Linked DNA regions of Homo sapiens: region 1 is linked to region 2. The links are chromatin loops, found by intact Hi-C in ENCODE. Cell type or tissue: heart right ventricle. All regions are shown on one strand. Each heading gives the region's core, and the rest is flanking DNA. Links, peaks and the distances in the headings are about the cores only. Region 1 overlaps PPP1R12B (protein phosphatase 1 regulatory subunit 12B). Region 2 overlaps PPP1R12B (protein phosphatase 1 regulatory subunit 12B).

The links. A loop is a pair of places that touch in the nucleus more often than their neighbours do. Peaks named below come from ENCODE experiments on the same cell type or tissue, not always from the same donor. Only the 100,000 strongest peaks of a DNase experiment are listed, where the experiment ranks them.
Region 1: it touches region 2 in a loop (3.0-fold over the local background); 53 of 110 quality-filtered maps call a loop at or near these places.

The regions. Positions count from the first base shown.
Region 1 is chr1:202,511,754-202,527,103 of GRCh38, reverse strand. All of the region lies in intron 18 of PPP1R12B (protein phosphatase 1 regulatory subunit 12B), which reads right to left. Among named protein-coding and RNA genes, the nearest start is that of PPP1R12B, 170 kb to the right of the region's middle. RefSeq lists a silencer at 10,469-10,763. In heart right ventricle, for the core only: no CTCF peak of the experiment used is centred there; no DNase peak of the experiment used is centred there; H3K27ac peaks cover 1,759 bases.
Region 2 is chr1:202,557,899-202,573,248 of GRCh38, reverse strand. PPP1R12B (protein phosphatase 1 regulatory subunit 12B) reads right to left here. Exons shown (of 24, transcript NM_002481.4): 19 at 14,356-14,372; 20 at 10,327-10,471; 21 at 8,702-8,806; 22 at 5,418-5,471; 23 at 4,052-4,102. Among named protein-coding and RNA genes, the nearest start is that of SYT2, 140 kb to the left of the region's middle. RefSeq lists a silencer at 1,194-1,488 and an enhancer at 4,905-5,577. In heart right ventricle, for the core only: no CTCF peak of the experiment used is centred there; no DNase peak of the experiment used is centred there; H3K27ac peaks cover 2,500 bases.

The DNA.
Region 1 (15,350 bases), core at 8,067-10,566, 50 kb after region 2:
TTCTGTTCATTAATTTCTGCTTTTATCTTTATTTTATTTCATTCCTTCTACTTACTTTGGGCTTACTCTGTTTTCAACTTCTTGAGTTGAAAGCTTAGCTCATTTATTTTCACTTTTTCTAATTTTTTAACCTTAAACATGTATTTAAGGTTACAGTTTTCTCTCTTTAGCTACTCTACAAGATCTAATGTGAAGTAATTTCATTGTTGTTCAGCTCTAACTATTTTGTAATTCTCATTATAATTACCTCCTTACCCATGCAGTATCTACAAGGAAGTTTATACTTTTCAGAAGTATTCTTTTCTTCTTCAGCTAACTTTTTGTTGCCATTACAAAAAACTATAACCCCTCCATAATCTCAATTCTGTATCTCCACATCGTATCTTTCCAGCTTATTCTTTCTACTAGGGTGATCCTGAACTATTGTTCATTGTTCAACCTCATGAAATCTCCACTGTCTCTCATGCTCTTGATGTCCCTTCACTCTCCTCTTTATCGAGCTTACATTCCATGATTTATCATTATTATCATCACTCTCCCCTCTCTCCCTTCATAGTGCTTGGCAAAACTATAACCTTGTTTAAATCCAATTTTCTGCCTACTCCACACCCGCACCTGTGCAACTAAATGTGGCTGGAAAAAAACATACAACCATGCTCATTGGTCTCAATTTAAATTCATTACTTTGAACCTTTAGTGGACTATAATGCACACACAGATACTTCCCTAGTCCATTTACTTTCCTAGATAAATACTTTACCCCTTTCCCTTTTAACTCAAACACCCAACACCTCCTTCCTCACGTTCTTTCTTGGCTGCTGGTCTTGCTTTCTATTTCACTAAGAAAACTGAAGCAATCAGAAAAGAACTTCCACAAACTATTACCACATTTAACCACCATTTATCATCTCCTCACTTGTTACCATTGATGAATCTAACATGCTTCTATTTGAAGTCAAATCCTTCAACTTGTACCCTAGACCCTACTCAAGGACCTCATTACAGCAGTTCTCCATTCTTCCTCCCACATCATCTTTTTGTTGTTGTTGTTGTTCTCCATTGGGATCATTCTCACAAGCAAACATGTAGCTTAAAAAACACCCTTTTCTGGATGGGTGTGGCAGCTCACGCCTGTGATCCCAGCACTCTGGGAGGCCAAGGCGGATCACCTGAGGCCAGGAGTTTGAGACCAGCCTGGTCAACATGGCGAAAGCCCGTCTCTACTAAAACTACAAAATATTAGCAAGGTGTGGTGGCGGGCACCTGTAATCACAGCTACTCGGGAGGCTGAGGCAGGAGAATCACTTGAACCTGGGAGGCGTAGGCTGCAGTAAGCCAAGATTGCACCATTGCACCACTCCAGCCTGGGCAACAGAGCAAGACTCCATCTCAAAACAAAAAACATCCTTTTCTTGACTCTCCCCAAAAGCTGCCACTCCATTTCCTTGCTAACCCCCCTTCCTGAAAAACTTCTCTCTAAAAAAAAAAAAAGAAAAAAAAAAAAAGCTTTTCTCAATGTTTTCAATTCCTCTCTTCTCAATGTGGCTTAAAATTACTTCAGTCAGGCTTTCTGTCCCACTATTCGAACAAAACCACTCTTATCAAGGTCATAATGTTATCAAAATCAATGGTCAGTTCTTAGTCTTCATCTTATATGACCCTATCAGCAACATTTAACACTGTTGACAACTACCTCTTTCATGATACATTTTTTTTTTTCACTCACACTGGAAAGGACACCAGATACTTCTTGGGCCCTCTTCCCTTTTCTATATTTTCTTTCTGTTATTTGATACAGTCTCATTGCTTTAAATATCATCTAAATACTCCACAGCATTTTGGCAGATCTGTATAACCAAACTGCCAAAATTTCCAGTTGGAAATCTAACAGGTATCTCAAACCAACATATCTAAAACTGGATTCTGGCCACGTGTGGTGGCTCACACCTGTAATCCCAGCACTTTGGGAAGCCAAGGTGGGAAGATCACTTGAGGTCAGGAGTTCTAGACCAGCCTGGCTAACACAGTGAAACCCCGACTCCACTAAAAATACAAAAATTAGCCGGGTGTGGTGGCGGACACCTGTAATCCCAGCTATTCGGGAGGCTGAGGCAGGAGAATCACTTTGAACCCAGGAGGCAGAGGTTGCAGTGAGCCAAGATCGCGTCACCGCACTCCAACCTGGGTGACAGAGTGAGACTCTGTCCAAAAAATAAAAAAATAAAATTGGATTCCTAAGAAGTCATTATACGAAAAAAATACTTGCACATGCATGTTTACAGCAGCACAATCTGCAATTGCAAAAATTTGGAACCAGCCCAAATGCCCATCAATCAATGAGTGGATAAAGAAATTGTGGTATATATATACACACAACATGGAATACTACTCAGCCATAAAAAGGAATGAAATAATGGCATTTGCAGTGACTTGGATGGAATTGGAGACCATTATTCTAAGTGAAGTAACTCAGGAACTGAAAACCAAACATTATATGTTCTCACTCATAAGAGGGAGCTAAGCTATGAGGACGAAAAGGTGTCAGTGATACAATGGACTTTGGGGACTCAGGGGAAAGCGTGAGAGGGGGGTAAGGAATAAAAGACTACACATTGGGTACAGTGTACACTGCTTGGATGATGGGTGCACCAAAATCTCAGAAATCACACTAAAGAACTTATTCATATAACCAAAGATTACCTGTTCCCCCAAAATCTATGGGAAAAATAAATAAATAAATAAGATTGGCTTCCTAGTTTTCTTCCCCAACCTGCTTCATTTGTAGCCTACCCCATGTCAGTTGATGGCAACTCTATCCTATCAGTTGCTTAGGTCAAAAACCTTGGAATCATCTAAAATTCCTCCCTCTTTCTGTCACATCCCACAAGCCCTTCCAGGAAATGTTGGCTCTACCTTCAAATATATCCAGAATCTAACCAACTTTCAACAACTGTATTGCTACCATGTGATCCAAGCCCCTGTCATCATTTCTTGCCTGGATTACTGAAATAGCTGCTCAGCTGCTACCTTTGTCTGAAGTCTAATCTCAACAGAGTAGCTTGAATGATTCTTTTAAAACTTAAGTCAGATTGGCCGGGCACGGTAGCTCACATCTGTAATCCCAGCACTTTGGGAGGCCGAGGCAGGCAGATCACAAGGTCAGGAGTTTGAGACCAGCCTGACCAACATGGTAAAACCCCATCTCTACTAAAAATACAAAAATTAGCTGGGCGTGGTGGCATGCACCTGTAATCCTAGCTACTCAGGAGGCTGAGGCAGGAGAATCGCTTGAACCTGGGAGATGGAGCTTGCAGTGAGCCGAGATGGCGCCAATGCACTCCATCCTGGGCAACAGAGCAAGACTCCGTCTCAAAAAAACAAAACAAAACAAAAAACAAACAAAAAAACAACTTAAGTCAGATCACATCACTCCTCTACTCAAAATCCTGCAATGGCGCCTCATTTTGTGCATAGTAAATGACAAAGGCCTATGACGCTCTGCATTCAGATGATCTGATTCTCTTTCCTGCTACTCTCACCTGTCATTTATTTCATGTGTCAGTACTTTCCCACCATATGGCCTTTGCTCTAGCTGTACCCTCTTGCTAGAGGACCTCACTACACTACATCTGAAGAAATGTTCTTCCTTCAGATATCTTTGTGGCTAACTCCTTCTGCTTCTTTAAATCTCAACCTGTCAATAAGATATACTCAGACCCACTGTTTATATTACAACCTGTACTTTCTCCATCCAATCCTCTTTATTCAATTCTCCTTTCTAGTTTTTTTTCCAAATTGCATCAGTGTCTAACACATACTTTATTATGTTTGTTGTTTATTGTCTGCCTTTTCATCTTACTCCCTGCTAGAATGTACACTTCAACAGGTCAGGATCATTGTCTATACTGTTGACTAAAGGATTCCAAGAACCTCGAACAATATCTGGCAAATATTGGACAAATAAGTATTTGTTGAATGAATGAGTGAATGTTGACTTTTCATTTAGCATGGTCACAATACACACGCCCTATGTGTGCTATATATCTGTTAGATTAAGCTGGTTAATTATGCTGTTCAAATTCTTTATGTTCTTGAGTATTTTTGACTTTTTGATATACTGGTTTCTAAGAGAGGTGTGTTAAAATCTGCAACACTGACTGTGGATATGCTATTTCTTGATAATTCTGTCGGTTTTGTTTTATATATTTTGAGAGTATATTTTCAGTATCTAGAGTCATTTTATATCATCTTCATGGATTGTTCCTTATTTATAAGTGAGACATATATTTCTGTCATTTGCTGTTTTAAAGCAAAAACATGTTCATGTTTCAAATGATGTTCATGCTGCCAGCTTTCACTTGGTGGTAACCAAGAGAAAATTTTTCCTGTCTTATACTTGTATTTTTTTATCTTTCAGTGTTACTTTGAAAACAGCATATGGAAGGATAATCTGACTATCTCTCTGGCTTTGTAGATTAATTTATATTATGACTACTTACATATTTTATTTTGTATTTCCTATTTCCATGTTTTTCCTTTGCTTCTTTTTATCTTCTTTCCTGCCCTCTATTGAATGGAGTGAAAGCATTTAAAATATTACCTATCTTTTCTCTTTCCCCTACTGATTAAGGACTTGTACCTTCTATTTCTATATTTCTATTACTATACTGGATACCCTTATATTTAACATACTTATTTAAATATATATTTTTTAAAAGTCTATAACATTCATCTGTATCTTTTCTACTCAAAACAAGGACTTTAGCACACATTTACATCTTTAATACCATATTATTATTGCTAAGATTTAGTTCTAGCTTTTGAAGCATATTAGCTTTAGCTCATATTTTAACACTCTTTGCTTTAGTATTCCACTTCTTTCTGCATTTATTTTTCTCTTTACTGAAGAACATCCTTTAGTTCTTTTATCACCAAGAGTTTGTGAGTTGAAAACTTAGCTTCGTGTATCTGAAGATGTGTTTATTTTGCTCCCACTCTGTATATAAACCACTGTATGAAACTGGAAGCTCACAGTTATTTTTCTACAGCACTTTGAAGATACTAGTCAGTTTTCTGGTATCTACTGTTGCCAAAGCCTACTGCCAATTTGACTACCATTCCATTATTCAGAATTTTTTCTTATACTTGTATTCAGAATTTCAGATTTTCTCTTTATCATTAATTTCCTACGATTTTATTATCATGTATGTAGTTGTGGATTTATCTATCCTGTGTTACATATGGCAGCATTTTCTATTTTGAAGACTCAGCTTCATTTCTGAAAAAATTCTTAGCTGCAGTTATTGTTATTATTATTGCCACTTTTTTATTCATTCTTTTTTCTCCTTTGCAACTCCTAGCAGATGTATGTTAGAGCTCCTCAGGTCATCTTTCATGTCCATCTTTCTCTTTCATTTTCTTCTAACTCTCTCTAAACTGCATTCTGAAAGATTTTCTCAGTTCTATTTCCTAATTCTGTAATTTTCTCTTAAGCTATAGAAAGTATGTGCAGTCTAACTGTTCTTTTACTTCAATATTGTATTTATAATATTTTTCACTTCAAGATGTCTAAACGCTTCTTTCTCACAGCTTTCTCTTCTTGTTTCATTATCTGTTCTTCATTCTGTAAAATCTAACTTCTTCTGTACATATATTGAGAATTTTAACTTATTTTTAAACTCTCACCAGATTGTTCTTCTTTTCTCAGGTATAAATTCTCTCATTTGTTGGGTTCTCTTGACTGCTTTTTCATGATCTTAGGTTTTACTGGGTTCTTTGTAATGTTTTGGGGGCTCAATTTTTATGATAACTAAAAAATGTAAGTACCTGTATCTATAGGGCAGTTTTAAGTTGCCTCAGCTTAAATCTGATAATGTGCCAACCTTGAACCAGACCTTAAGTTGGTAGCTCTGGGTCTTCTTTCCTCCTAGGTAGCCCAGTTCTGAATTTTTAGCCCAAAAGTATTTTGGGTCCAAGTCCTATCTTGAGTGGTTTCCTGCGCTTGCTTGTGACTGCCAATTCTTCTTTACTTCTGGTCAGGAACAAGCAGCTTATTCCTGGCTGTGACACTGCTGGGATAAGTTAGATTAGCCCAGCTCCTATTTGTATTGTGCTCTTGGGTCCTGGGTTCATGCACAGACAGGATCATTGCAAAAAAACCTGGTCCCAATTGCCCATATCCATTCATAGCACCCCCCGATCCCCTGCCATCATAGTGGCTTTTCTATTACTGGCCCAAAGAGACTTTTCTTTCTTATTTTTAAGAATAACTATGTATTTTTTAAAACCTTTAAAAATATTTATGCATAATTTCTCTGTTTTTGAATGAGAGGAATAAGATTCAGGAGTATTCACTCTGCCACCCTGACCTAGAAGTCCCAGAGTAGCTTTCACTTTTGAAATAACAGCAGTTCAATTTTCCTGATCTCACCAGTCTGTAAACATTAGCATATATACTCAAAGTTCAAACTTGAATAAGCTGTAGTAGAGACAAATTTCCATTATTTGGAATTTGTTTACATTGAAATAAATAATAGATGTACTAGGAAATCAGAAATGGAAGGAAGATGACTTTAAAAAGGTTAAGAAACTTGGGACAGCAGCAGACTTTACTGTAAATCTTATGTACAAACTCCACCACTGCTTCCCATAAATGGAATCAGACTGAGCAAAGAAGAGGGTACTTTCCACAGCACCAGAAAGAGCCACTGCAGCCAGCAGAGTCCTGTAATAAGTACCAACCTGCACTCCTGCACCTGGAAGACAGCCATCAGCTTAGTGGAAAGAATGCTGGACTGGGAATTCAGAAATGTTCTAGTTCATTTTCTACCACTAAGTCATTGTACAGCTTAGGCTAAGCCAGGCCCTCTTTTGGGCCCCAGGTTTTCCATCTGTAAAATAAGAGAGTTGGGCTAGAACAACTTCTAATGTACCTTCCAGAAATAATTTTCTGTGACCTTAACAGTTTGGTACTTTATAAGTAGGCTGAGTCCTCCATTCTTCAGCTTGCTCAGAAATAATCTGCCAGGTAAAAGAAGAAAATAATGTGTTTCTGAAATCAGTTTTCAAATCAAATGAAAGAATCACCAGATGCATATTTTTGTTTGATCACCACTCTACAAAGGAATAGCCTGGTAGCTGGATGAAGTTTCTGTGTGGGTGTACACACAATCTAAGTTTTAAATAGAAAAAGCAAACCAACCCAGACCAAAACAAAAACCCTCCACACAAGTCCCAGACGCAACAAATGGTAAGAGTTCTTTTCTACAAACATGTCTGTTTCTAATAGCTGAGAAGACCAAAAAAGAAAAAAATGTATCAAACTGACCAGATATATGTGTAGATAAAGAAAAAACTAAGGAGCATGCAGCAAAGTTACAGGATATGAGAGATTTGACTCTGCACACTGCAAAGTCTGTACAATTAGAAATTTCATGTGAACAGAAATGTAGGGAAGACAATGAGAAAAGAAAGAATAAAATTGGAGTTCCACTAAATGGAAGTTAAGAGTGGATTAATAATTTTTAAATTGAGGCCAGGCACAGTGGTTCACGCCTGTAATCCCAGCACTTTGGGAGGCAGAGGTGGGCGGATCACTTGAGGCCAGGAGCTTGAGATCAGCCTGGCCAACATAGCAAAAGCCCATCTTTACTAAAAATACAGAAAAAAAAAATTAGCTGGGTGTAGTGGTGAACACCTATACTCCCAGCTACTCAGGAGGTGGAGGCATGAGAATTGCTTGAACTCTAGAGGCGGAGACTGCAGTGAGCCAAGATCACACAACTGCACTCCAGCCCGGGTGACAGAGTGAGACCCCGTCTCAAAAGAAAAAGAAAAAAAAAAATTTTTTAATTGGGTTGAAGTGGCAAGGAAAACTCAAGATTAAATCTCAGAGCTTCCTAGAGCCTTGACTATCAGCCACAATAAAAATTTATGTGAATTGTTTAATTTCACCACAATGCAGTAAAAAACCAAACTGATTCAGATTTTATAGGTCTGAAGGATGGAAAGTTGGCACACAGCTAGCCATAATCCCGAGTCTTCAAATAACATACTAAAGACATACTGTTTTCTAAAAAAACAACAAAAAGCATCTTATCATCTACATTGCTATTTGTGAGGCACAGTGTATTGCATCAACGCTGCTATATATGTATAGACAGACTATATTAAGGGTGAGTGTCCAGCAGATTTCTATCCACTATTGCATACTTCCACCAGAGCTGAAATAGCCAATCAGTCAAAAGAGAGGGATAAAGTTCTCTGACAAAATTCCCACTCAGTTCACGAAATAGCCACTGAGCAGTCTTCACTTTCATGCAAACTTTTTCTAAGTGTGTTACCAAAGCATTTAAGGGGGGAAAAATTACACAAATAACAAGGCCTCATTAAAGAAAATTTGGGAAATAAAGAAAAGCAGAAAAAAAGTCACATTTAGTCTCATCACAGAAATACAACCACTGCTAACACTTTGCTCACTTTCTCCCTGGTCTCTTTACCTGGGCCTGCTACATCCTTATGGTTGTAATCAGATGACATATACAATTGTGTATCTACTTCATTTAGTAATACTATACTGTAAGCATTTATCCAAGTTACTATACTATCTTTGTAACTCACTTTTAAATGGCTGCCTTATAATCCACTCTATTTTAAGGAAACACCCCTAAATGGCTAGCTGGTGGGGAATGGTAAAGCAAACTATGATTCATAGTGTTCCATTAGATGGATAAATCATAGTATACTTAACCACTGCCAGAATACTGGACAGTAGGCTGTTTCCAATATTTCCACTATTATAAATAGCTAAACGAGCTAAATCTGTTTTGTTCAATAGTGCCTAATAGCCTTCCATATAGTAGGTACTCAAGTATTTGTAGAATGAATATTTACAGAGCTGCCTATATATAACATACCTTGTGATAACAATTTCTGTGCATAAAATCCCCCTCCTTCCCATATTTAGAACTGTTTCCCAGAGATACATTTTCATAGGGGGCTATTCTGGGTCAATTTGGGACTTTTGTCAATCTAGCCATTTGCTCCTCAGAAAATAATGACTAATTTGCATTCCCAACAGTAAAATATGGGAAGGCCCATTTCACCACATTCTTGGCTAAATTGGGCATTATCTTTTCAAAGTCTTTGCCTATCATGACTGGTAAAAAAATGTTACTTTGGCTGGGTGCAGTGGCTCACGCCTGTAATCCCAGCACTTTCGGAGGCTGACGCAGGCAGATCACCTGAGGTCAGGAGTTCAGGACCAGCCTGGCCAACATGATGAAACCCCATCTCTACCGAAAATACCAAAATTAGAGGGGCATGATAGTGGTCGCCTGTAATCCCAGCTACTTGAGAGGCTGAGGCAGGAGAACTGCTCAAACCTGGGAGGCGGAGGTTGCAGTGAGCCGAGATCACGCCATGACACTCCAGCCTGGGTGGCAGAGCAAGACTCTGTCTCAAAAAAAAAAAAAGATACCTCATTATAATTTTAATTATAGTTTCGAACACCAGTAAGGTTACACACTTTTTCTTATGCATGTTAATTGTCTATTTTGAAATAGCTTTCTAATAATCACTATCTAAATCTAATTTATTCCTGAAAGGTCAGTTGTGGGTTGCAGTAACAATAAAAGCCCCAATATTTTTAGGAAATAAATTCTGGAAGGAACTTAAGGAACTAACGTAAATACATAGCTGAGAACAGCTTATTCACAGAGCAAGTCTGGAACACTGTAATGTGCTTTTATTAATGGTAAAGTTGGAGGCTAGAGTTCTCAGTTCCTCATTCTTTCTTCATATTTATCTGTTATATAGTTTTGTTTTATTTGTGATATTTGTCTGTGGGTGCTGCTGTAATTTGGGAGGGGAGAGCTGGCAGGAAAAAATTCCTTTAATAATTCTTCTAAAACTTTTCTTTTAGGAAATCATTCTAGATTAACCCAGAAACTCTTAAGAGCTGTTTTCCACAACTGTACTCTGTAAAAACTAAGAAGTTTTTAGCCCAGATAATCTTGGGGTGACTTAGCAGAACTTTGTTAACCCTGAATTAGACTTTCTCTCTGAAAACATTTTGTAAACAAGTAAGCTAGACACAGAAAAGGCAGAAGCATATTCAGAGAAAAAATGTAGGTCTGGGCAACATTACCAGTAATGAGAACCTGATGAAAACTGACAATCACACCTCACTAACTAATCCAATAACTAGCTATTTTCATAACTGTTAGCATAACATGTGGAAAATGCTCCTTTGCAGCAGAAGTATAATTGCCTTTCATTCCTTCAAGATGCTCTTGCAGGAGTAGGCAAGAATGTTGACCTGCCATCTATTCTTAACAAGGAGAGAAAGCAGAAATGTGGACTAAGGATTGTTAGGGGAAAACAATTTAGATGGAATCAGGTACCACAATGTGCCAAATGATATGACGATTAGATCTGTTTGAACCCTGTTTAAGCCTTTATGAGGATTTTTTTTTTTAACGGCAAACTATCTTGGAGCTCTGCCCACAAGGCAAATGGCTACTAACCAAAGACTATTAATTCCCAGAAAATCCATCAAAATCGTTATACGCAGATGAGTCACAAAGAGAAGATATCATCCTTTCATGCTCCCCAGCCCCACTCCACCAAACTGCTCTCACAAGTCAGCAACATCTCCTTACTGGCAAACCTACGAGATACTCTTCAGCTCTCAAACTACTGGATGTGATTACAGAGGACTATTGGTAGCTATAATTTATCTTTCCAACCCTTTATCTCTTTCTCTTCTTTTGATAACAGAATCCCTATTTCCTGTGGGGAATCTATTCCATGTAGCTGACCCTCTCCTAACCCTACCCCTATAACAAGTGGTAGCTGCTGCTCTTGTTTCTTCTTCATCACTATGACCAGCACTACCACTATTGTTATCATTATGATCATCATGGCGGCTAAGATTTATTGATAATTTACTATGTGCCAGACACTGTTCTGTACACTTTGTATGTATTATCTCATTTAAAGAAATGACCTATGTGATAAGTACTATGATTTCTCTTATTTTAAAGTTAAGGAAACTGAGACACAGGGAGTATATAATTTGGCAAGGTTACACAGTAAGTAGCAGAGGAGGGACTTGAATTAAACTTGGTTTCAGGGTTCAGGCTTCACTGCCTCTCTCGCTAAATCTCATCTAATTTCTGGCTATAGAAATTGGTTCAGGGAAGTTCATCTGATCCAGGAAAGGTCAATCGGATATACCAACACTACGAGGCCAGGTGTGGTGGTGCACACCTGTAATCCCAACATTTTGGAAGGCCAAGGTGGGAGGACAACATAAGCCCAGGAGTTTGAGACCAGCCTAGGCAACACAGTGAGACTCCATCTCTACAAAAAATAAAAAGAATTAGCTGGGCATGGTGGCACACATCTATCATCTCAGCTACTTGGGAGGCTGATCACTTGAGCCTAGGAGGTAGAGGCTGCAGTGACCCGTGATCACACCATGCACTCCAGCCTGAGTAACAGAGCAAGATCCTGTGTGCAAAAACCAAAACAAAAAACAAAAAAAAGATATATGGACACTAGGATAGGGAAGGTCTTTCTTCCTCTGAAGCCTATGCAAAGAAGGCAGCAGGGATCTGAAAGTTTCAGCTTCCTAGATTTAGCTATGCCTAAAGCTAGGCCAGGCTAAATATGCAGATTTTCTAGCTACATAAGCCTTTATGCTTGAGTTATAAGAAGTTAAGTTTCTGTCACATTGAGTCTTTGAAAGTTTTCATTCCCTTGTTTGGTTGAATACTACTCTTTTTTAAAAAAACAAACAAACACTTTTATTTTAGGTTCTGGGGTACATGTGAAGGTTTGTTACATAGGTAAACTTGTGTCACAGGGGTTTGTTGCATAGATTAATCACCCATGTATTATGCCTAGTACCCAATAGTTATCTTTTCTGCTCCTCTCCCTCCTCCTACCCTCCTCCCTCAAGTAGACCCCAGTGTCTGTTGTTTCCTTCTTTGTGTTCATAAGTTCTCATCACTTAGCTTCCACTTATAAGTGACAACATGTGGTATTTGGTTTTCTGTTCCTGCATTAGTTTGCTAAGGATAATGGCTTCCAGCTCCATCCTTGTTCCCACAAAAGACATGATCTCACTCTTTTTTATGGCTGCATAGTATTCTATGGTGTATATGTACCACATTTTCTTTATCCAGTCTGTCACTGATGGGCATTTAGGTTGACTCTATGTCTTTGCTATTGTGAATAGTGCTACAATGAACATTCGCATGCATGTGTCTTTAGGGTAGAATGATTTATATTCCTCTGAGTATATACCCAGCACACAGACCAATGGAATAGAATAGAGAGCCCTGAAATAAGGTTGCACACCTACAACCATCTGATCTTCGACAAAGCTGACAAAAACAAGCAATGGGGAAAAGACTTCCTATTCAGTAAATGGTGCTGGGATAACTGGCTAGCCATATGCAAAAGACTGAAGCTAGACACCTTCCTTGCACCATACACAAAAATCAACTCAGGATGGATTAAAGACTTAAATATAAACCCCAAACTATAAAAACCCTGGAGACAACCTAGGCAATACCATCCTGGACATAGAAATGGGCAAAGATTTCATGACGAGGACACCAAAAGCAATCGCAACAAAAGCAAAAATTGACTAGTAGGATCTAATTGAACTTATGAGCTTCTGCACAGCAAAAGAAACTATCAACAGAGTACAGACAACCTACAGAATAGGAGAAAATATTTGCAAACTATGCATCTGACAAAGGTATAATATGTAGCATCTATAAGAAACTTAAATTTACAAGAGAAAAACAAAACCCAATTAAAAAATGGGCAAAGGACAGGAACAGAGACTTTTCAAAAGAAGACATACATGCAGTCAACAAGCATATGAAAAAAAGCTCAATATCACTGATGATTAGAGAAATGCAAATCAAAACCACAATGAGATACCATCTCACACCAGTCAGAATGGCTATTAGTAAAAAGTTAAAAAAAGAAAAGAAAAGAAAAAACAAAACAAAACAAAACAAAACAAAAACCAGATGCTGGCAAGGTTGCAGAAAAAAGGAAATGCTTATACACTATTGGTGGGAGTATTCACTGTGTAAAGCAGTGTTGGCAATTCCTCCAAGAGCTAAAAGCAGAACTCTCCTTTCCAGGCTCTTTTCCTTCTTCTCTGATCATTTCCCTGTTGATCTCTTTCATAGGTACCTCTCCCCTTCTGCCATCTCAAACAGTGGTGTGCCCTGGCTCTGTTCTAAACTGTGTACTCTTTTCATAGCAGTGGCCCTCCTTAGCACCCCACAATCATTCTGATAATCGGCCTTCCCTGGGAAACATGCTCCTTTTGCTTGCCTTTGCTTCAGAGTCATTGAGACATTGAACCACAGTTACACAGTGAGTACCTCATATCCATCAGAATTCTGGGGAAGAAAAGAAGTTGGGAATCACTGCTCTAAAAGTTAACCTTGGGAAATGTATTTTTCATAGCTTAAAACTATTATCAGCAAGCTGATACCTTTCAACTCTTTATCTCTAGCCCTGGAACTTCCCTATACTTCATACCCATGTATCTAATTGCCTATAGGACATTTACTTTCTTATGTCTGATAGGTATCTTGAACTCAGCATGTCCAAAAGCAAAATCATTATCTTCATCCCCAAACATATTCTTCCTCCTGAATTCTCAATCTTATTAATGGCATATTATCTATGCAGTCATCATAATAAAAAATGAATATCATGCATTGCATTGTTCTCTATTCACAGAAGACATACCTAAATACTAGATATTCTTGTAAATATAATGAACAAGAAACAGGCTGGGCATAGTGGCTCACGCCTGTAATCCCAGCACTTTGGGAGGCTGAGGCGGGCGGATCACCTGAGGTCAGGAGTTCAAGATCAGCCTGGCCAACATGGTGAAACACCATCTCTACCAAAAATACAAAATTTAGCCAAGGATGGTGGCTCACGACTATAATCCCAGCTACTTGGGAGGCTGAAGCAGTAGAACTGCTTGAACCCAAGAGGTGGAGGTTGCAGTGACATGAGATTGCACCACTGCACTCCAGCCTGGGCACTGGAATGAGACTCCATCTCATTCCAGACCCTGCCTTCAAGGAGTTCAGTCAGTTGGCAAATACAACATAGTATGATTACCACTCCATATTAAAGATAAATTCACAGTGCTAGGGGAAACCTAGTCTGGTCCAGGGAGGGGGTCAAAGGAAGGCTTCTTAGAGGAGGTGGTGCTTAACCTAAAACATGAATATGTTTTTAAAAAGTGGAGTAGGGAGAGGAAGAGGCAGTAAAGTAAGAGGAAGAGAATTCTAGAGAATGAAAATACCATGTATGAAAGCTCAAAGATGGGAGGAGAGGAGACTGGTGAAATACTACCATATGAGCTGCCTTTATTTATTTAAAAATTTACCAAATGTAGGCACTGTGCTAAACCCTTTATATACATTATTACTGCTGTTCCTTGTATCAAGCCTACAAAACAAGGATAATAATCTCATTTTTACAGATTAAAGAACTTTCAGAGCTCAGAGAGGTTAAATTACTTTTCCAAGACCACCCAGCTAATAAGAGATGCAACAAGCTTTGAACCTAGGTCTTCTGGCTCCAAAGCCAATTCCATGCATCTTCCCAAATACCTTGGGACTGCTCTTTATGCTTTTATCATCCACATCTAGTAAAACATCAAATCCTGCTGAGTTTTCATATTTCTTACATTGTTCCATTCTCTCCACACCTACCATCAGAAACTCAGCACATTATCTTTCACCTGGACCCTAGGCTCTAATTGCTCTCTAGGTATAAAGGGGTATGTGTGTATGTATCACAATAAGTCAGATCGGCATGATCTCACTTTCACAACAAGAGATTCAACAACTGTCTGTATATGTATCATGGAAGAAATATTCCTGCTCTTTTCTAGGGTTAGCCCTGGAATATCCTAGAGCCTAGTCAGGTGACTTCTTTTCTGCTTTAATTATGCTTTTTGGTGATCTCACCCAGTCTTCTGACTCTAAATACCAGCACTAAAGCAATGACTTCCATGTCTGTATTTCTCCAGCTTTAATATCTCCCATAAAGTCCAAATTCCTAGTTGACAACTGTCTACTTGACATCTCAACTTGGATGTCTAATAGAAATATCCCTTGCCCTATTAAAATGTGAGTATTTCAGGAGGCAGAGGCAGGAGAATTGCTTGAACCTGGGAGGTAGATGTTGCAGTGAGCCAAGATCATGTCATTGCACTCCAGCCTGGCCAACAAGAGCGAAACTCCATCTCAAAAAAAAAAAAAAAAAAAAAATTGTGGTATATATACATC
Region 2 (15,350 bases), core at 4,214-6,713:
CCACTGTAAGCATCTTGGCCATGGTGAGGATAGAGGAGGGAGATCATGGTACAGCATATGGAAAAGATTAAAGCAATGGGCAGGGACCAAATTTAAAAGCCAATGGAAAGTCCCTGGCTCTCACCCTTCTTTGGTGTTGACATTGGACCAAAGCTTTCAACATAATCATTATCAAATAATTGTCATTGTATGAAGTGGTACTTACCTCCCAGGGAATAACATTAAAGACATGAATGATGAAAGTGACTCAATCTGACAAGTGAGTATAAGCAGATCAAGGTGAAAGAATTTGGAAGTTATCAGCATGAGGGAGAGAGGCAGGAAACAATCTGGTCAATGTTCTATAGGAAGCAGTATTGAAAACAAGGCAAGGCAAGGAGGAGAGGAGAAGGGGCAGGGCCCAGCGCAGGATGGGCAAGGGCAGGGCTAAGGAGCAGGGTCAGCTAGTAATCTTTCCAAAGAAAAATAAAAATTCCAGGACCAATCTAAAAAGGAATTGGTTGCTGGGTCCCTCTCATGCAAGGACCTAGGAAAGGAAGGGGAGAAGGTCTGACAAGGAGGCTGATGCTGAGTGGAGGATGCAGTAGAGAAGTAATCACATCTGATGTGGGCGCCAAGACCAGGTGCAGGCCTGGCACAGCTCACACTGACATGCACACCTGTCAGAAGTTGGCATATAATCCTACTCCAATCTAGGATCTGGGTGGAGTTTCTCTTGAGGAGAATTCATAAATACTTACCTTTCCAATAAAAGTCCAGAAAGGCACAACACATCTCATAACCACAGAGCCACATATACATCTGGGTTAGCCCATCTCATGGTTCCCCCATTTCACCTGGCCTTTGTACTTTATTTGGTAGAGTTAGAAAAATAGGACTGAAGTCACTTTCTTTCCTTGAGTAACCTACTATATTTTTAAGGGTTCACTGGAGATCAGCCCCCTCTACTGTTCCCTACTGATTGCTCCAAGGAGGTTTGAGCATCTGTACAAAATGAATATGCAACAAGCATGACCAACTGGCCCCAAGCTCTACTGGGTCCCAGTTCAGCCAGACAGTCACCTGTACCTTTGGCTGCCTAGTACAGAGAGATTTTAGCTATTAATCACTCTAGCAATGTTGGTCACCATAAACCATAGTCTGAATGAAGAGCTTGAGAGCTAAACAAGTATTTTCTTAGACTCTTTTAGGGCCAGTCATACCAATTTTATCATATTTATATATTTGCATCTTTGAAGTTTTTGTCTTCAAGTAGGTACAGACAGAAAAATAAAACTGGTGAGAATGCAGAGGCACAGATGCTTCTCCCTTAGTCCTCTAGGGGGTGCTGGACGATCTGCAAACCTGGCATTGGGCTTTGATTTGAGCAAATAGTGTTTAGGGGCTTTAGAGTTTACAGGCATTTCTTCTTCATTTGGCTTTGTAATGGATAATGGAGAATAATGGACACCTGACTGAATCTGAATGTTTTAACTAAAAAAAAAATCAGTCCTGGCCAGACGCGATGGCTCACACCTGTAATCACAGCACTTTGGGAGGCCGAGGTGGGTGGATCCCCTGAGCTCAGGAGTTCGAGACCACCTGGTGCAACATGGTGAAACCCTGTCTCTACTAAAAATACAAAAAAATTAACTGGGTGTGGTGGCACACACTACTAGTCCCAGCTCCTTGGAGGCTGAGGCAGGAGAATCGCTTGAGCGATTGAATCTGCCTAGAGGCAAAGGTTGCAGTAAGCCGACATTGTGCCACTGCACTCAGGCTTGGGCTACAGAGTGAGGCTCCGTCTCAAAGAGAAAAAAAAAACAAAAAACAGCCTCACAACAGCTTACCTATTGGTTTAGGGACTAAACATTCATGATCTGGCTCCACTTGATAATTTACAATTGATTTTAGAGTTGCTGGCAAATGGCTTATGGCTGGGGAGAGCAAACACTTTCGTATCTTATAATCTCTTGAGGAAAGGAAAGAACTCATGATCTAGTTTAGGAAATCATAGACTGATAGCATAAAGAGACAGAGAAAAAATGTAAGCCTATCTCAACCTACAGAATTGAGGGCAACTAGAACCACTGAAGGGGCTTCCATAATTCCAAATTTAGAATTGGAATAAAAATAACAAAGGGCCTCAATTTCTCTAATTTGACCACTTTCTGGGTTTTTGTGTGTGGGCCTGCTTTGATGTGACACAGAGCCCCATGACTGGTGAGTGGAGGCTGGCTTTGGGCTCCCAGGTACTCCTTGAAAGGTTCTAGCTTTTGCCTCAATTACATGCTCTAGATCAGCATTTAGGACATTTCTTAATAAGGAACACTGACAGCTGCCTAACAGCAGAGTACAGATGGTATAACTCAGGAGGTTTCAAAAATGGAGGAGCCTCCATGCAACAAGGAGCTGTGGATATGCACTCATCAAGAAACAGTTAGCTCAGCTGGGTGTGGCGGCACGTGCCTGTAGTCCCAGCTATTCGGGAGGATGAGATGGGAGGATTATTTGAGCCCAGGAGTTCAAGTCCAGGGCAACATAGCGAGACTCCATCTCTTAAAAATTAAAAAAGAACTGGTTATCTCTAATAACTCACTGCTCTAAGCGGGAGAGAATACTTCTGTGTGGTAGTAAGGTGCGTTTGAAAAAAATCACAAGATGCAGAAGTTTAGGTGCTAGGGCATACTGTTCTACCATCTCATGAGAATCAATTATTTATTATTTCTATTTCTTGCTGCTTGAATCAACTTGGAAGATTTAAAATGTTTGAGATATAAGCAGGTATTGCTTAAAATTCTATGTGAATGTTACAGTTACAGCCTTGGGATAGTGGTAGGAAATGCAAGGGCAAGGCTCAGCATTTCTCCTTCATTCTGGAATTATAGAGTAACAGGATTGATTATGAGCACCAGATCTGGTGTAAACTATAACCTCAACAGGTCTTAAAAAGTTTTTTTTTTTTCAATAAATAACCAATCTATTTAGGCCACTGGAACAATAAATGTCTCTCCCAAACTGCATATTAGGGATGCTTGCTCATAGAAAGACATTTGGGGATCTGCCTAATACTATCCCAGTGCTTTGGCTTCCCAGTTGAATAACCCTGTCTCACCAAATGAATGCTTGGCATCATGTATCTGGTAAAATAAGATGCCTGAAGAAAGAAAAAAGCTGAGTAGGTGCTAAGTGATTATGGGCATGTGTCATCATGCATTGCAGGAATCAGATGTTTCAAAATAATCTCCAGGTGGCTACCCTGACCAGCTCTATATTCCCTGCAGCTCTGTATCCATCTTGCCCCTTTCACCCTCCTCCCCTCCCCCTGCCCCACTGCCTCCCATGGCAGCAAATTGACTGCTTTGGGTAGATTTCCAGTTCTTAGCACTCAAAACTGCCCAGGATGGCAGCTGTCCATTAAAGTGGCTAATGGAGGTGATGGTCACTGCAGGTCATGGTGAGGAGAGAAAGGAAAGTAGTGAGCTGTGAAGTGTATCTGGTGGCATGAGCTTATTCTAGTGGGAGAGTGCCAAGCATCCCTGAATATTTCAGAGTTAATGTACTGGGGCAGGAAATCAATATGTGAATACATTTTTATTTTGCTGCAGAATGATTCAATCTGTGTTCTTGCCAGCAAAGGGATGGGTTGGGAGGGGCACCAGGGAAGAAAGCTTATGGCCATGCTCAGGCTTCCCCAGGCACCCAATGGGAGGCTCCCAGAGCTGGAAAACTTGTTCTAGCCTTCTCATTTACCCTCTAGAGGGCAAAGATACTGCTTGAAAAGCCTTAAAAGTTAAACTCAAGTTTGTTTCAAGCCTGCCAAGACCTCTCCTTAAACCAAAGGCAGTATTTTTTCCTAGAATGCCTTTAAGGTGTCCTCAATGGATGTTGTGTGAGCTGAGAGAGCCTAGGAAATGGCTGAGGAGAGATGCTCACTTTTTTACACATCATTTCTTCTTGCAGATATTGAGTTTGTAGTGAAATCTGGAGGGGGCAGGCCTATGCTCAAATATCCAGTCTTGGCAGGCATTCAGAGAACAGGCATACAAAAAGAAAGAAAATCTCTTCATACCTTCATTTCTTCCTCCATTTCTGACATTTTGCGCTCCAAGGCTCGCCTCTCCTGTTTCGGAACAATGAGACTGTTGAACATTATTGAATTCAGAAGGGAGTAAAAATGCTGCCTCCCAGCTGCTGTGTGATCAGCAGATTCACGGTCAAAGGTTTGTCTGCTGACTCAGGCAAACCTTACTCAGGAGATCTGAGCACTATCTGATCCTGCCACTTGTAAGATGGAGCTACCTCACTGATAAAAATCACATTATCTAAATCTCCTATCATAAAATCAGTAGATATATGGAGAAGCAACTTGCTAATATGCAAACAGAAGAAGACATTCAGTTACTCTGTGCAGGTTGAAGATTTCATAGAATTTCAAATGTCTGCAAGTGACTAGGGCCCTTGCTCTCTATTATCAAAAAGGCATCATTATCTTCAGTAATGCTCTCCCTAAATTCCTAGGAAACTGCTTCTCTCATGATGAGGAGCAGATGGTGAGCCGGGAAGTAGACATCATTGTCTAAGAAACAGCATCTCTCCCCCTAGTTTCTTCCCTCCCCCTGTAGTTGCTTCTCTCCCGTTCCATTTCTCTTTCCCAGCAACTGACTCTTGGTTTAGCCTAAACCCAATGAGGAGTTTTTGATCAGATGGGATACCAAGGAAGTTTGGTTACAGGCCAAAGGAATAAAATGTAAAACTTAGCTGCTTTCCAAATTAAACAGACAACAACAGGACAGATGGGAACATATTATATCTCCAGGGCCAAATCAAAGCTAGGGTCCATCAATAAATCTAATTGAATTTTCCCAATCCAAGAATGTAAAATCCCAGAATAATATTCTGAGTACAGTTGGGAGGAGATCAGCAATTGAACCAGAAATCCTCCCCTCAGTCAAAATAAGTGAAAGACTGTGTTGGCTCATGTTTCAAGTCGTAAGACCTAAATGGCAGAGGGTCCCACTGAAAGCTTCCTTTCTGTTCAAGGTTATGAAAACGGTAAAGAGACCTTGGATGTGTGTGTGTGTGTGTGTGTGTGTGTGTATGCAATGATTTACAGTAAACCAAAATGTTATGGGTTGTGTGTGTATGCAGTTCTGCCCACAGTCAGAACAATGTACGAGATGACCTTCCAAGGACCCTTCCCACCCTAAGACTAAATATGTGGAAAGTACTGACCATCTGAGGAAATCAAAAGGACTAGCAATCAAATTACTGCCTAGAGTCAGACAAAAAGAATTTATCATCAAGCTGGGAATGGAATGTGGCAGAACTCCCTCCTTCTTAAGATGGACTTTTTCCATTGGCATGAATAACAAAGTGGGAGAGAGTCAGAAAGAAGAGATGAAATGGGGTGGAGGGGGAAACAGACATGCGCATACCCGTTTCTCCATCTCCAGCACTGATGATCGGTCAGAGGTCTTTTCTTGTTTCTGCTGGTGCAAATGGAAGGAAAACAGTTGTTATTTAAGTTGTCTAAGGGCCAGTAGAACGCCCAGTCTAGTTCAGCTTCACTACTAGACATCTAGAAATAAACAGTAAAACTTTGGACTTCCCCTATAGCAGGGATCCCCAGCAAACAGGTTCTGATAGATCTCTAAGCCTAACATTATCACCTCTCTGAAGTTTGCAGGATTCCCTCTGGGGAGGGGAAGGCAGTAGTAGTATTCCCTGAAATTACAAAGAAATTACTTACAACACACAATCTCTCTCTCTCTCTCTCTCTCCACAGGTCTTCAATGCTAATTACAATTTTACATCTCACCATTCTTCTCCTCTCTTCATTCTATGAGTAATATCACAACCCAGAGGAAATAACAAAAAAAAAAAAAAGGCTTTTCTTTAAAAGGCTGGCAACTCCTGAGCGAGAATGTCTAAGGCCAATGGCACTTGTCTAAATAATCCCCTTTCCCCTATTCTTTCTGTTTTGGGAATTGATACCATTTTTCTTTTAGAGCAGCAGTTTTCATATGTGGGTGGGCTTTAAGGGGTTCTTAGGAGTCCATTCATGGCATCTGCCCTGCTTTGAACAGAGGTAGTCCACTTTCATCTGTCTTATATATTGGGCTTCCAGATAAGGTAATTTTATTTGAATAAAAGATTTAGAATGTTTATTTTAGATCATCTTTGACTTAAATTTTGCAGAGGGGCTGAAAAGACTTAGCCTCACGGCAAAAAAAACAGAATAACCTCAGATAATGGCCCTTCCTTAAAAGGGGAATAAAAAACCCTTAAGTCCCTTTTGGCCTTAGGGTCATAGAACTCAGCAGAATTTCTTACATTCAGTAGACATTTAATAACTGCTGGGTGATTATTTTTATTTTGCTTAGTGTCATGCAGAGACAACATTTAAATAAATATAGAAATTATGCTGGTCTTCTTGCAGCAGTTTCTTTTTTTAAAAAAAAAATTAAGGAATGGCCAGAACTAACAATAAAACTCAGAATTCTGGCTCCTGTCCTGGGCTTTCACCTTCTGTTTGGAAGGGCATGGCTGTCTGCCTTTATGCTGCATCTACTATGAAGCAGAAGGAAGAGAAAAAAACGCAAAAATAGATCCTACAGCTTGTTAATATCCTCGTAAGTCTTTCTTTCCTAAGCCTGAGGAGCTGTAGAAGTTGTGATGATTTCATGATTTTCAAGGTTTATATACACAAAGAACTAGTTTTTTGTTTGTTCTGTTTTTAATGTTGACTCCCTTAGAGTTGGGGTGGATCTTTTATGTAAAAATATTGTGTATGTTCATGTGGTAACTGTCTCCATACAAATGTGTGAGGCTGAGAAGCCCTCCCTCCACTGTCCTGCCAAACAACTCCATTTTTGGTAAATGGCAGAGACTTGGTTTGTAGCAGCACCATTTCTTATGAATTTCAATAACTTGTATTTGGCAAAACTAAGTATATTTTGACACACCCAGCAAAGCAGTGGGCCAGAGAGTAAATGCTTTTCCCCAGCAACTGGAAAGGCTGATTTTATTTTCAGTGCCCTCTGTGCAAGTCAATGTCAGCAGCTTGTTAGACTGCTCACTGTTCTAAGGCATGGGCTGGTGGAAATGCTGAGAACCCCTAAAGGTCAAGACATATGCTGTCAGAAGCTTCCGCTGAGAAGAGTGGGGAGCAGGTGAAACTGCTCTTCCTGTGGTTCCTCACATGACTGCTCTTTAATTTTCTGTAAAACAATCCTAGTAATAACTGACAAGAACCAGCATAAGATCTGTATTTATAAACCACTGCCAATATGTGGCGCCATTCAGAATAAAAATTAGCCCCAGATTTCTTTTGAGGGTCTACTGTGAATGAGACTTTTTTTTTTTTTTGCCTGGCTCAATAATGTTGGAGTGAGATTTATTCAGTCCACCCCGCTGCCTTATGGCAGGGCTATAGCTATGTGTGTATTTTTCTCTTTTAGATTTAGAAACCTACTTTTCTTATTCCACAAAATCACTTTAAGCCTAGTTATTATCTATTTGTGTTGCAGTAAGTCTCAGAAATTTCCAGTAGAGCCATGTTGGGCTACTATAATCAGGAAAAAGGGGGTGGCTCTTCTAAACTGACAGGCAGTTCACATTTTACACCTGGGTAAGCCCTTCTCCAGAAAGTGAGTGTCCTGGCTGTCTTGCTGGAGTCCTACGCAGCTCTGTGGGGCTGTCTTCCAAGTGTTGGCACCCTCCTGCTCATGCAATTCCAGAGGGGTTAGAATAGGATGTTTAGAGGGTAATCAACACCCCTGCCCTCCAAACTCCATGTATTTGGTACTGTACAACCCTAGCATTTTAGTCTTTGCTTTTGGATAGCCAGTCATATTGCCAGAATGACTAGCCACCTCTGGTTTTCATTTCAAGCCTTCCTGCTAAAGAATCATTTTTACTTCAGTTCAGCTTTCGAAATTCTAAGTCCCCAGGCATTCTAGGAGGGAAATAACTCAATAGGTTTCCTGATAACTCAGCAATAACCAAAAGCAGTGCTTGCTTTAGCTTTCAGCTGCGGAGTTTGTTTCACTGGTGACAAGGTTATTACCTCCAGCATCCTCTAAAGCATCATCTAATTAAATCAAACCTGGCAGTGAGAGGAAATAGTTTATCAGTCTTTCTGCCACTAATATTCCTTATTTGTAGGCTGAAAAAGAGTGGTGGCTTGGGGAGATAACATATGCTACAGAATCTTTGCTTTGGGACTTAACCCTATGTTGTGGCACCACCTTTGCCCTTGATTTGTTATATGGCCTAAGCAAACCACTTACTTCTCTAGGCTTAATTTGTTATCTCTCTGCCCTAGGTTTAATAGGGTCTTGCTTATCTCTCTCCAAGAGGTGAAGTGTAGATAAACTGAACTGAAACATAATGAACAGGACAAGAGGAACTGTCTAGGACTAGCTTTGTAGTGCTGGTTTATGCTTTTCTACTAATAAATAAGTAGATGATGAGCCATAGTATTAATTATTAGCATTCAGACCATCAGGAATTGTTCACTGAATTATCAGTTTTCCTTTTTAAGTTAAACACTGATTGAAACCTAAAATAAATTAGAATCTAAGAAGCTTCTATCTCATTGCCCCGAGAAGGCCTGATCTTGACTCTATCTTACTTCCTGTCCCTTAGATCCCTAGTCTAGTTTGCTTCCTTACATCAACCCTTGGTTCTCATCTTTTTTCTTCTTCTTCCGTCTTACCTGGGCCACCTTCTCAAGCTTGGACTTTATATCTGCTAGCTCTAGCTGGGCTTCCTGAAGTTTTGTTTTCAGTTTTTGGTTTTCAGTCAGAGCACTCTCATAGAGCTAGAGGAGAGGGAAAAAAGAGGATCAGCGTTCGCGTTAGAACTCACACCATTTCATCACATGAGAATGCCCAGGGCTCTGTGCCCCAAGCCACCACTATATGGTAGAGAGAGAAAATGAAGGAAGGGTAGGGAGCAGAGTACATTCAGCCAACTGGTCTCTTGCTTTTTCAAAGTGATGAACAGAAAGAGAATGATGATGCTCCAACTTCAATAATGTTAATCTCTGGGGGAAAAACAGTCATTACTATGGGACATTTTCATTGCTTAAAAGAGCAATGAAAAAGACAATTTTTTTTTGGAACCAGTCTACTGTGTATATTGATTTTAGTCAAGTTCTGCTTAACAAAACATTAACAGAACAAGCACTCTTTATTCCCTTTGGAGACAGGGTCTTGCTCTGTTACCCAGGCTGGAGTGTAGTAGCATGATCACCCCTCACTGCAGCCTTGAACTCCCAGGCTCAAGCAATCCTCCTAACTTAGTAGCTGGGACTACAGGCATGAGCCACCATGCCCAGCTAATTTTTCAATTTTTTGTGGAGATGGGGGTCTCACTATATTGCCCAGGCTGGTCTGGAACTCCTGGGCTCAAGTGATCATCCTGCCTCACCCTCCCAACGTGCTGGGATTACAGGCATGAACCACCATGCCCATCCTAAATATTTTCTTTACAAAAATAGTTTTTCCTGGTATCGCAAACACCTGAAAGGGAAGGTTTTTAAGTCTACTCTTGGAGTTAGGTACTATTCTACAAGAAAAAAGGAAATAAACTGTAAAGTGATGATGATTTTCTTTTCTTTTTTTTTTTTTTTTTTACTAACACCAAGTAGTATTTAGTTGATATTCACAGGACCTTATTAGAAGCACATGTTTGTTAAAAATAACAGTCTACCAAATGATTCTCAGGGGCTCAGAGAGACAGCATTAGGTTTTTCACCCTTTTTATATTCTTAATTTCTTACTTTTCCCTACACTTCTAAATACCTGATTCTAACTATACACTTACTGCACTAAAAGCAACATATGGCTGGGCATGGTGGCTCACGTCTGTAATCCCAGCACTTTGGGAGGCTGAGGTGGGAAGATTGCTTGTGGCCAGGAATTCAAGACCAGCCTGGGCAATATAGTGAGATCCAATCTCCATAAAAAATAAAAAATGTAGCCGTGTGTGGTGGTGCATGGCTATAGTTCTAGCTATGTGGGAGGCTGTGGCAGGAGGACCCTATGAACCCAGGAGTTTGAGAGGGAAGTTACCTATGATTGCACCACTGCGCTTTAGCCTGGGTAACAATGAGACCTTGTCTCAAAAAACAAAACAAAACACCTCAATATCTGAAGGGGTCTTTATCTAGTTTTTTGGAGAGGTGAAGTAAACCCAGAAAACTGCAAGGAATTATTATTACTTAAGTGCCTTTTCTTCTGCTTATTCAGAGCTATGGTAATTTTTCTGGGTGTGGTGGAGGAAGGCTGAGAGGTTTACATGTCACCAAAGAACCGGAAAATTGAATAAAGACCCTACTTTTTTATAATCTCTGTTGCTGTCTTCTTCTACACGGCTGGTCAGGGTGGCTAGGCGGGCCTCCCGGGCCTCCCGACGGGCTCTTGCTGAAGCCCGGTCACCGTAAGAATCACTGGTTGTAGGATTACTACCTCCCGATTCCAACCTGTGGGAGATAATATTAAAGATAAAAATTGGTTTTGAGAACAAAGTAGTGGGGAGAAGGTAATGCTCAGGGGTAGTTTGCGCCTTTTCTAAGAAGTATTTCGGAGCCCTGGCCAGAAACAACTCATAACATTCTTTCCTTCAATCTCTCTGCCAGCGTTCCCAGACCTCAGGGCTAAACTGCACGAGCTTGGAGAGGGAGGCTGACCATCATTTGCCAAGAATGAAGCTTATTGAAAAATTAGTGGTTTGGACCTATGAGCTGACTTAAATCTTAAGAGCTTTTCATATTAGTTTAGGATTGAACAGCTTCCCTCAAAAGTGTGCTTTTAAAAGTAAAGATTTCTTGAATTTCAATGGCTCTTGGAAAAATGATTACAATGAACTGTCAATGAATCAGAAACATGTGGACTTAGAGATCTGAGCTGGAGGTTGAATAGGAATGAAATGGCCACTAGGGCATGCTACGTATGCCTTTTAGGTGCTCTACAGGTTTGCTGGAATCCCAAACATTTTAGGGATACCAACACAGTGCCCAAATAGCTAGTTTTCTACCATCTTATCCATATTCCACATCAAGACTGCTGTGCCTGTGATTAGAATTTTGACATATTTTAGCAACTGAGCTCTTAGAGTTGATAGTGGTTTTATTTCCAGTATTGGTAAGTTCATTAAGGGAAGGATCTCTCAGCTGATTACCTGTTTAAGTGTACAACTATCACCCTAAATCCTTAACGCTGGTTTATATTTTTCTCAGACTTTGCTCTTTCCAAATTAAAAGGCAGCACATATGAAACTGAAATCAGCCCTGCAGAGTGCTACATCCTGAACTGGGATGGTTTGAAGAGTCACAACTGTGAAAATTGCATCTGATGTATCTGTCCTGTGGTAGCTATTTGCCATAGCTGGGGGTGGGGAAGCTGAAATAAGTATTAGAAGAGATAGAGAAGCAATAAGGATGACACAGAGAAGGCAGAGGCAAAGTAATTAGCTCCTAATGACAATGGTGGCCTCTTTTCACTCACAGAGATGCTAAGTCCCACATTCTTCAAAACATTCTTTTTCTTCTTCTTTTGTTAATAGAAATCTCTTTATTGAGTTTCCTGATTATAAAAGCAATATATGGTTGTAGAAAAAGTTCATACTGAAGTATCTAAAGTAGAAAGTGAAAGGGTCACCCCATAATCCTGCCTAAGAAATAACTACTTTTAACTGTTTAGTTCATATCCTTGCAGAATGTCAAGCATATATGTTAAAATACATAGTTCTATAAATAAATTCAGATAACATACACTATTGTCTAACTCCTCCTCCTCTCTATACTTACCACTATGACCGTGGACATCTTGCCATCTAAGTAAAAATAGATTTGCCTCACTAAAAAAAAAAAAAAGACTGCAGTCTTCTCCATTACATGCCTGTAAGATAATTTAACTAATCTTCTATGATAGACACTTAAATTTTTCAAATTTTTTAGCTATTATAAACAATGCTAAAATGAGCAGACTTATCTATAAACCTTAGTGCCTTTGTCCAGTTACCTTCTTATGAAATATTTCTTATGACAGAAATATGTATCTGTCATTAATTTTAATATTTTAAAATCATTATGAACAATCAATATCTTTGGTTATTTTTCTTTTTTTTTGTTTCTGAATTGCCAATTCATAGCCTTTGTTCAGTAGGGTAATCATCTTTTTCTTATTGTAGTAGGGGAACCTCCTGTAGAGTAGGGCTTTTATTTTTTTTATTTTTATTTTTTTATTATTATACTTTAAGTTTTAGGGTACATGTGCACAATGTGCAGGTTAGTTACATATGTATACATGTGACATGCTGGTGCACTGCACCCACTAACTCGTCATCGGGCTTTTAAAACTAATATAGGCAGCAAATATTTTTTCCCACTTCACTTTCTGTCTCTGTTTATAGTGTCTTACTTAGAGATTTTAAATTTTATATAATTAAATTTGATGATTTTTATCTTTATGGTATTGTCAGAGACATTTGAACCACAGCAACTCCATCTTGAATAGGGGCTGGGTAAAATGAGGCTGAGACCTACTGGGCTGCATTCCCAGACGGTTAAGGCGTTTTAAGTCACTGAATGAGATAGGAGGCTGGCACAAGATACAGGTCATAAAGACCTTGCTGATAAAGCAGGTGGCAGTGAAGAAGCTGGCTAAAACCCACAAAACCAAGATGGCCGTGAGAGTGTCCTCTGGTCATCCTCACTGCTACACTCCCACCAACACCATAACAGCTTACAAATGCCATGGCAAAGTCAGGAAGTTACAACATATGGTCTAAAAAGGGCAGGCATGAATAATCCACCCCTTGTTTAGCATATAAACAAGAAATAACCATAAAAACGGGCAACCAGCTGCTCTGTCTATGGAGTAGCTATTCTTTTATTCCTTTACTTTCCTAATAAACTTGCTTTCACTTAATGGACTCTCCCTGAATTCTTTCTTGCGTGAGATCCAAGAACCCTCTCTTGGGGTCTGAATCAGGACCCCTTTCCGGTAATGGTATCACACTTGGAAAGGCTTTTCCTATATAAAGATTATAAAATATTCTCTTCTGCTAACTTTTATGGTAAAACACTTTTCTCTTACAAATTGTAAGCCAACTGAAATCCATTTGTTTCTCGGTATGGCTGAAGGGAAGGATATAATTGCTCAAACAGATAATCAACTGTCCTAATGATCACTTACTGAATAATTATTTCCTCACTGAGATGAAGTCACCTTATACATGTGATTTTTGGGGGGCTATGGATTGTGTTCCATAGGTCTCTTTGTTTATTCTTGAGCTAGTGCTTCACTGTTTTAATTGGTACAGTTTCATAGCATATTTTGAAGTCTGTGGGAAAAAGTTTCCTTTCACAAATGGCTATTATAATACGAGAGAGTTCACAAAAGATTACGGCAAAATACCACTCTCCAACAATTTTGCAAAACTAAGTAATTTTCTGCTAGGTTAGAAGTAAATGATTTGTCCTCAGCTGCTGCCTGGTGAGAGGGCAAGCAGAAGAAGAACATTAGAATATATTAATAAGACAGAACCAGCTCAATACCAAACAAATTATAAGGAAACTCATTTGGCCTATAGTCCCATAACTATATCTTCTCCCAATCTCTTAATTTCTCCATCAGAGTAACAGTAGAAAAAGAAAGATTCCAACTTTTGGCTCTATAGTCTATTATTTTTTATTTAGTTTCTTCTTTCAGAAGATTAGTTTTGTACCCTTAGATACTAGGTGAAAAACTGCAGAGGGTCATTCCCCCAATTTTGATATCCTTCTTTAATTTTTCAGCAATTGCAAAACAGGTCTTTAGTTTGTTCATTCAACAAACTACTAAGGAGCATCATCTAGGTATAAGGTATTTTGTTGGATCCACTATTAAATAACAGTATCTAACCTCAATCTGAACCATCAGATTAGATTAATTGCTCTTCTCTGTGCTCAGAATACCTGTCTGTACTTCTAATGGGCACTTACTATGTTCTGTTGAAATGATCTGTCTCTCTACTGGCTTGTTAGCTAATTGAAGGTAAGGATACTGTCTTATTCATGTTGTTTCCCTAATACCGAGCATGGTGCCTGGTACGCTGGTGCTTTAAAAAAAATTAATCTAGTGGAAGTCTACAAGGTGAACTGGAAAGAGGAGAATCTGGAAGCAGGAAGGTAAATTGAAAAGCTTGTTCCATTGCTTTGGGCAGGAGGTAATAAAAGTCTGAATTATTGTGGTGGCTGTGGAAATGAAAAGGATGGAAAGGATGTGAGAAACATTACTGAATTATTATATAAAGCTAAGTTTAATTCGACATGCATTCACTCACAAGTATTAAGCATGCATATATAACAGGGAGAGTTCTTACCTAGAAAGTCTTTCATGCTAGAGAAAGGAGACAAAAACAAAAACAAAAAAAGAAAAAAGAAAAGAAAACAGCATTAGCAAGAGACTGATTTGTATTATTTCCATCTATAAATGCACTTTTCAAATCAGATGGCTGAACTTCACAGCTGGAGATGGGGGTGCCATTTAAGAAAAGCAATCAAATTGACTACACAAAGGTGACTTAGCCCTAGTTCACACTTCTTTGCATGCCATGATTCACTAGATTTGAGGCATTAGGGATAGCACCTTTTTAAACTAGAAGTTAGCAAAATGTAAAATGATCAAAAACTGCCCCCAACTCCCCACCCAACTAACTAGCCAAGCTTGTGTTCTAGGAGTGACTATCACTGACTTTCTATGTGACATTTGGCCTCTCTGGATCTCAACATTCATTCTATTAATTTCCTTTGTTCACAAACTCCCAAACTTGCCCTGAGTGAATACTGCAACTACAAATATTAAAACTCAGGAGACTTCCTCAGTTTCTCCTAGGTTGCTAGTGAAAGTAGAAGAGTAAGGGAGAGGGGAGAAACTCCCATCCTTGTCCCTAGGATGCTGGTTAGAAAAAAAAAAAAAGTAGGTACTCTGAGGTCTCAAAAGAAAGGAGTTTTATAGATACAACCAGTAAGCTTGGTCATTGTAAACAAATCACACAACAAAAAGTGCTTATGTCTGTGTTTGACATTTACTTTTTACTGTAGATGACCTTTACCCTCCTATCCCTTTTTTTTTTTTTAAAGAACTCTGGCAAATAAAAATTCAATTGATTTAAATGCACTTAATTATTTCCCTTTCTGAAGTGTTAAAGAACAACAAAATCTTCAAGACAGACAAGAGGAGGAAGAGAAGCAAAGGTCCAATAATCTACAAAATGGATAATGAATCCTTGAACTTCTGAGGAGTCACTCAATGACACTGCTTTGCATTAAACAGTCCCTGGAAGCCACTGGTTTGTCAAACAACATAGCAGGACAA